Regions from separate parts of the Homo sapiens genome. Here regions 2 and 3 are each linked to region 1. The links are chromatin loops, found by intact Hi-C in ENCODE. Cell type or tissue: PC-3. All regions are shown on one strand. Region 1 overlaps RELN (reelin). Region 2 has its middle 110 kb from the start of RELN. Region 3 overlaps RELN (reelin).

Region 1 (2,500 bases):
CCATTTAGAAGAAGTTAATTAATATGACCATTCATTTTATTCTGTAATAATGAGCTAAACAAAAGGAAACCGTTGAATATCACTTCATTGTGACAGTCTGTTATAATTTATTTTTTTTTTTGAGACGGAGTCTTGCTCTGTTGCCCAGGCTGGAATGCAGTGGCGTGATCTCGACTCACTGCAAGCTCCGCCCCCCAGGTTCACGCCATTCTCCTGCCTCAGCATCCCGAGTAGCTGGGACTACAGGTGCCCGCCACCACGCCTGGCTAATTTCCTTTTGTATTTTTAGTAGAGACGGGGCTAACACGGTGAAACCCCGTCTCTACTAAAAATACAGTCTGTTATAATTTAATGGAATTACAAAAATGGAAATTCCTTAAATCTAGTTAACACTATCCTTGGAAACTCAAGATGAAGATTTTTTAAAATTATACTTTAGTTTCTGGGATACATGTGCAGAACGTGCAGGTTTGTTACATAGGTATACACATGCCATGGTGGTTTGCTGCACCCATCAACCTGTCATCTACGTTAGGCATTTGTTGCCCAGGCTGGAGTGCAGTGGCGCGATCTTGACTCACTTCAACCTCTGCCTCTTGGGCCCAAGCGATCCTCCTGCCTCAGCCTCCTGAGTAGCTGGAACTACAGGCATGCGCCACCACACCCGGCTAATTTTTCTATTTTCAGTAGAGACAGGGTTTTGCCATGTTGGCCAGGAGCTGGTCTTGAATTCCTGACCTCAAGTGATCCACCTGCCTCAGTCTCCCAAAGTGCTGGCATTACAGGTGTGAGCTACCGCATCCAGCCAAGATGAGGAAAAATCTAACTTAAGAAGCTGAATACCATATTTGTTTAGAGTCAGATAATTACCTGTCAGTTGCTGATTTAGACTCACTTGGCTAAATTTTTCACAGCAGGCCTTCAGTCAGTACGATGTAAATTATGCCTCAGTCCATAGCGACTGACAGAGAGTACCTGCTTGACAGGCACACCTCTGAGAGAACAATGCAGATGGAAAGGGAAGGAAATTGAAGGAAGGAAAAATATGACACAGGACCCCAGATTTTGTGAGGAGGTCTAAAAATTTTAAACATTTTCTCTATTTCCTTTCTTCCACTTCTCAAATAATTTAATTGCTCTTTTAAAAAGCAGTTTTATTTTAGGTGTGCTATTATTTCATTTGATCTTAAAAACCAAACAGTTCTTTATTTTACCAGTAGGTGTCAGTGTAGGCATTTAAAATTTCTGGGGACCATTTTCAATAAGTGAATACAAATCAACTTAGATAAATGAGGACGCATCAATTTCAGACATAGAATGTAAGGTTGGAAAAATCTTTGTTTCACACGGCACATGCTAAGAATAATACCAAATGGTTTTCATAATAATATCAAACTTCAGAAAATCAAGCTGGCATACCCTAGACACACAGGCCTTGGTGATGACCACACATGGATTTATGAATTGCAGCATGGTCTTTGTAGAAACCACCTATTTTATTCCAAAGCTAAAGTTATCTTCATTTTTACATATCATAATCTATATACAGAAACATTATTGTATATATTCCCAATAACAGAACAGAATGTTTTAAGTTAGACTACATCGTGTGGTAAATAATATGTTTGTGAAAAAGTATACCAGTTAATACTTGTTACCTGATATTCCTGGTGTCCAGAGGGACCGTCCGGGCTTCCCTTTTCCCAGGGCCATTGAAGTAGAGAGATTTGCCATCGTTAAGTGTTCCACAGCCAGTTCCAACCTGGGCACCTGTTATCTTGTACCACAGAGGGCTGAGCTTCCCCTCAAACCTATCGAACATCTCATTGTGATTGGGGACATTTGACACACAGGTTCCTTGTGCAGCTTCAGAAAAAGAAATAGAGAGGAGAGATGCTTTGTTGGAATCATTCAAAACGAGGTCTATTCAACACATGGGCAAAGGAAGAATGTCCATAGGGATTAACATTAGGGAGAGAGGCCACATGAAAATTTGTATCTCACAACTGTCGGTCTGAAAGACAGCCATCACTACCATCATCAAAAACACTATTCTGCCTCTGTAAATTTTTATTTTTTAATAGAGACAGACATTGGGAAGACATTGGGAACCATACCTTTTCGTAGTTCCTGCTACTGAGGATTTGTGTAAACTGAGAAACAGATTTCATCCACAATAAAACTTGCTCATTTGTTATCCTTCTATTCTAGGATCAATAGGGGCAGTCAGTCTCAAATTTAAAAAAAATCCTTGAAACTGTGAGTGACAGCACTCTCCATAGAAGGCCTGCAACAACATATGTTTGTCTTTGGTCACGTGCCAGATGAAGGCTGGGATACTGAAAAGCTGGGAAGAAGCCTTTTGAAGTTGTCTCCAGGAAAAATAATAAAAAAAAAGATTTTGAAGCTTATAATATTTTCTCCAATTTTCCTCTTTAATCTCAGCTCTTTTCATTTTTGCTTGCAGCAACATCCAAAGGTCACTGTGCTCAGAGATACT
Region 2 (2,500 bases), 520 kb after region 1:
GCTACCACTCAAGACCATTGCCATCATTATCTGTCACTGGGAATAGCCTCCTAACTAGGTCCCCCTCTGTACTGTATTCTAGACACAGCAGTCCACTGATTCTTTTAAAGAGCACTACTCCTGTATTCCAGGTCCTATGCTCACTCAGAGTAAAAATCTAAGTCCTTACAATATGAGATCTGAGCTCATATTCCCTCTCTGGCCTCATCTCTCGCCTCTCCTTGACCACTCTGTTCTACTCCACTGACCTCCTTACTGCTCTCAGACCCCCCATCCTCTCAGCTACACTACCCCAGGACGTTTGTACCAGTTCTCCTCTTAGCCTGGACCATCCTTCCTCCATAAAGCCACATGACTAATGTCTCTTGATCCTTAAACTTTTATTCAGTTGTCGCAATGAGGCTTACCCTTACCACAGTATTTTAAATCATCCCCCCCGACACACACACCACCCCGACTCTGGTACTCCGGTACTCCTCTTATATTTCCATCATTGACTTACTGCTCTACGTTTGTGTAATTTACTTTTAATTATGGTTATTGTTTGTTCTTTGTTTCCTTCCACTAGAATGTAAACTCCATTTTTGTTATTTTATTCGCTAGTCTATTCTAATCATCTGGAACATTTAACAACACATATTAAATGAATAAATTAATCACATAACCAGGATAGAAAAATACCTTAGAAATAATCTGATCTCCAACTTGATAGCTCAGATTTTTCAGGATGCATCTAATATACAAACCAAGGACAATCTGTACTCATGTGCTCTAAATTCAGGTATGCTGAGAATGGACTCCTTGGACATGGATTTATTTACAAAGTTCAACTCAATTTCGACCAGTACTCCTAAAATTATCTGTGGTGAAGAAATTTTAAAAATTCAATCTGTCATGAAGCAAGACTTTTATATGTTACAATAATGATGAATTTCTAGAATACCAAAATTTAAAAATACACATACAAAAATAATTAAACTAAAGATAATATATAATGTATGCGTGTTAGGTTCAATAGTAATGTAACTACTCTGTCAAATTGCTATACAAATTTGGAACACTTACTTTTAATTTCTTTTCTTGTGGCATGGTGGGCGAGTAATGACAGTTGGAGAAACACACTGAGGAGCACGTCTAGGCTTGACTTTGAAGCTCACTCTTCAATTGTTCCCTTACCAGACTCTCAATACCGCCCTCTCGTGCCCTCAGTTTAACAGGGTTGTCCTATGCACTTTGCTAATTGTGCTGTCCACAGTGTCTTTCTGGAGGAGACCTCCAGAGCCTTCCTTTGGAATTCTTGCAAATTCTAGTTTTCCAGAAGCCCAGTGAGTTGACCTTCGGAATGTGAGGATAAAGCCTTAGCTTTCCAAAGTTGCTTATTCTTCTCTTTATATTTTATTATGTTCACTCTTATTAAAAAACACATTTCTTAAAATACAACAAGCTTAATACGATTTGTAAGTATAATACCTGGGGACATCTAAAAATAAATCTAAAATTTTATCAATACGTATGAATGAAGTGAACAATGTATTTCTCTTATTTCACAGCAGTTGAGTCTATTGCCTGGATACAATAATAATAAGAATTGTATCCATAAAAAAGATGCGACCATTTAATGTTTTGGGGGAGGAAGTTGAAATATAATTTAGAAATAAGAAAGTAGTAAACTCATATTTCTCTAGATATTTTAAAAATATGATACATGCAAAAAGAGTTCACATTTTAACGTGTTGTAATTTCTCTTCTGAAAAATATCCTGACTGAGGATGTGTGATGTTACCAAGCATTTGTTTTCAGTTTATGTACAGGATTCTCCATGGAGATATGTCCATAACATGAAGGCATCCAATATAGAAAATGACATGCAATGCCTTTATTCTTCCAGTTTAATTAATGCTATGACAACCACTTGGCAGAGACTGTGGTGAAGAGGAGGCCTCTGTAGGGAACTGCAGGTTATAAGCAGTAAGGAGACTGTCAAACTATTATTGGGACCCAACATATCAAAACCCAAGCTTTTTTAGCAGCATCACTGGAGATAAATTCCAAGGAGAACAAGTAACTCAAAAAATTGGGTTGTTTAGTAAAAGGAAAGTTGATAGTGGTAGGAATCATATTTTTAGAATGCATTATGAATACCTAGAAAATGGTTTCCCAAATTTAGAAAACAAAACAAAACAAAAATCCTGGCCAGGCACGGGGGCTCACGCCTGTAATCCCAGCACTTTGGGAGGCCGAGGCGGGTGAATCACGAGGTCAGGAGATGGAGACCATCCTGGCCAACACGGTGAAACCCCATCTCTACTAAAAATACAAAAAAATTAGCCGGGCGTGGTGGCGGGGGCCTGTAGTCCCAGCTACTCAGGAGGCTGAGGCAGGAGAAGGGCGTGAACCCGGGAGGTGGAGCTTGCAGTGAGCTGAGATCGCGCCACTGCACTCCAGCCTGGGCGACAGAGCGAGACTCCGTCTCAAAAAAAAAAAAAAAAAAAAAAAATCC
Region 3 (2,500 bases), 180 kb after region 1:
GTGGCTAGCAAGTGGTAAAAGTGAGATAAACCCAGGCAGTTTCCCAGAATCTGTGATCCTAACCACTATATACCCTGCCTCAAGAACTGTGGGCCACTAAGAGCATGACATTATGAAAAATCCATGGTGCCATTTTAAGAAGCAGGTATTTATTTAAACAGTCTCATTTCAATTTTTTTTTAAAGAAACAGGATCTTGCTCTGCTGCCCAGGTTGGAGGACAGTGTCACAATCATAGCTTGCTGCAGCCTTGAAATCCTGGTTTACATGATCCTCCCATCTCAGCCCCCAAAGTAACTAGGACTCCAGGTGCACAACCACCACACTGACTAATTTTTAACATTTTTTTTTGGTAGAGATGGGGGTCTTGCTCTGCTGCCCAGGCTGGTCTTAAACACCTGGTCTCAAGTGATCTTCCCACCTCAGCCTCCTAAACTGTTGGGGTTACAGGCATGAGCCACCATGCCCAGCTTCAGTTCAATTTTTAAAGAAATGACAAAATAATTTCTTTTTCTTAACAATTCAGTACTAATTTGAGCATAAATCCCAAATCTTAAATGACTTCAGTTCTTCCACATTCATGGCTTCTTGCCCACTAGCTCCATGCTCTAATATTTATGATGGGCATCTAGTATTATGAGGGACTCTGGGGAAAATTAAGCATTAGAATGCAAAAGCTTACACTCAATAGGATCTCAGGGCTGAGGGTACTAACAGGTGTGAAAGTTCCTGCATGAGCCCCCCGCTGGGCAGCATGAATGTTTCCTCAAGGAGGTTCTGTGTTCAAGTATAATCCGTACCCAAGTCCAATTTCAGTGACTGATCAATGATCAGAGAGGACAGCTTCCTTGCCTCTATAACATCTGCTCGTATAGCCAGAAAAGCCAAACAAGTAGATCAAGTACTAAAGTTAATGACATCAGAGTCTTAAACACTTACCTAGATGTGGGTGCACAGTGACATCTGTTGGAGCTGAATCAAGAGAGGAAAGAAGAAAGACAACTGATCAGGAATGAAAGCAAAATCCAGTAATAAAGAGTCACAACACAGTTATAAAACTTAAGTCACATTAAGCAAATCAAATGGCTACAGACTTTTTAGTCTTTTTAGGAGTTTCTGGAACCCTTGAAAAAATAGAAGACAATAAATTTAATGATCTTGTATTTTGTGCCAACACTTATTGGTTAAATCAGAGAAGAGTTTTGCAAAGATTCACTGAATTGTTAGCTCTAATTAAAGATTTTCTTGAAACAAAAGGAATACTTGCCAATTATCCAATAATGAATAACAAAAACCTGGCACAATGATATACATTCTCTCACCAGTATCACAGTGCATATGAACAAGCCAAATCTGAAGCTTCAAGGAAAACAAGGGTTTATTTGCAAACTAGCTGGAAAAGTAGGAAAATTTATGTTGAAATTGAAACTTTGAAAATACAAATTAATAATGGTTTTACACATGAATTTCCTAACGTGAATTGTGTCTCCAGAAGATTTTAACTGTAATTTCCAGTATCTTCTAAATTGTCTGCAAAAACCTACAAGAAAAATTTGAAGAATGTCTTGATGTTAATTATTTTAGACTTGCTTTTCAATGTATGCAATATTTCTGTGAATTCCATGTTAATAATACTATGCTGACACAAGAATAATACTTGGACATAGTTTTGAAACTGATATGTTTTTGCATTAAAGGTAAATCAGCTCTTCTAATAAAAATGAAAACATTTTGTCAAGGTGGATCTGGACATTAAAGGAAAATGATTTTTGATACTCAATTCAGTTACTGGAAGATCTTTAAGCAGGTAAGAAACACTGGGTATGTGGATCTACATTTCAATTGTCAATTTTATGAACTCTTAATACAGGCCAAATATTTCTTAAGATGTGCTATAAGTGTAAAGTACATACTAGATTTTGGAGATTTAGTACACAAAATGTAAAATATCTCATTAATAGTTTTAAATTGACCACATTATATCCAAATGTTTAATATTTTACATATTCTGTGTTAATAAAATACACTATTAAATTAATTTCATCTATTTCTTTCCATTTTATAGATGTGACTACTAGAATATTTAAAATTGCACACGGGGCTTACATTATACTTCTATTAGTGCTGAACTACAGCTAGGAGGGACATTTGTACTGTATATCAATTAGGAAATCGTTATCAAGCAGGAGGTGGTGGAGTTACAAAAGGAAGACCGAGTCACTCAGAGAGAATGTAAGGTATAAAGTGAGGCTGAGAGAAGTAGCTCATGCCTGTAATCCCAGCACTTTGGGAGACTGAGGCAAGAGGATTACTTGAGGCCAAGAGTTTGAGACCAGCCTGAGCAATATAGTAGGAGACCTCGTCTCTAAAAAAAACATTAAAAATTAGCTGGGCATGGTGGTGCACGCCTGTAGTCCTAGCTACTCAGGAGGCTGAGGCAGGAGGATCACCTGAGGCCAGGAGTTTGAGGATGCAGTGAGCTAGAAATGCAACATCACACT

Evidence for each region. A loop is a pair of places that touch in the nucleus more often than their neighbours do. Peaks named below come from ENCODE experiments on the same cell type or tissue, not always from the same donor. Only the 100,000 strongest peaks of a DNase experiment are listed, where the experiment ranks them.
Region 2: a loop joins it to region 1, with 7 times the contacts of the local background. A loop is called at or near these places in 5 of 110 quality-filtered maps.
Region 3: it touches region 1 in a loop (12-fold over the local background); 8 of 110 quality-filtered maps call a loop at or near these places.

Annotation. Positions count from the first base shown.
Region 1 is chr7:103,572,434-103,574,933 of GRCh38, forward strand. It overlaps RELN (reelin), which reads right to left. Exons shown (of 65, transcript NM_005045.4): 30 at 1,659-1,866. Among named protein-coding and RNA genes, the nearest start is that of SLC26A5, 130 kb to the left of the region's middle. In PC-3, a CTCF peak has its summit at 1,220 (motif pointing right); no DNase peak of the experiment used is centred here.
Region 2 is chr7:104,095,702-104,098,201 of GRCh38, forward strand. No RefSeq gene overlaps it. Among named protein-coding and RNA genes, the nearest start is that of RELN, 110 kb to the left of the region's middle. In PC-3, a CTCF peak has its summit at 1,199 (motif pointing left); no DNase peak of the experiment used is centred here.
Region 3 is chr7:103,752,244-103,754,743 of GRCh38, forward strand. RELN (reelin) reads right to left here. Exons shown (of 65, transcript NM_005045.4): 5 at 939-971. Among named protein-coding and RNA genes, the nearest start is that of RELN, 240 kb to the right of the region's middle. In PC-3, a CTCF peak has its summit at 973; a DNase peak (open chromatin) is centred at 948.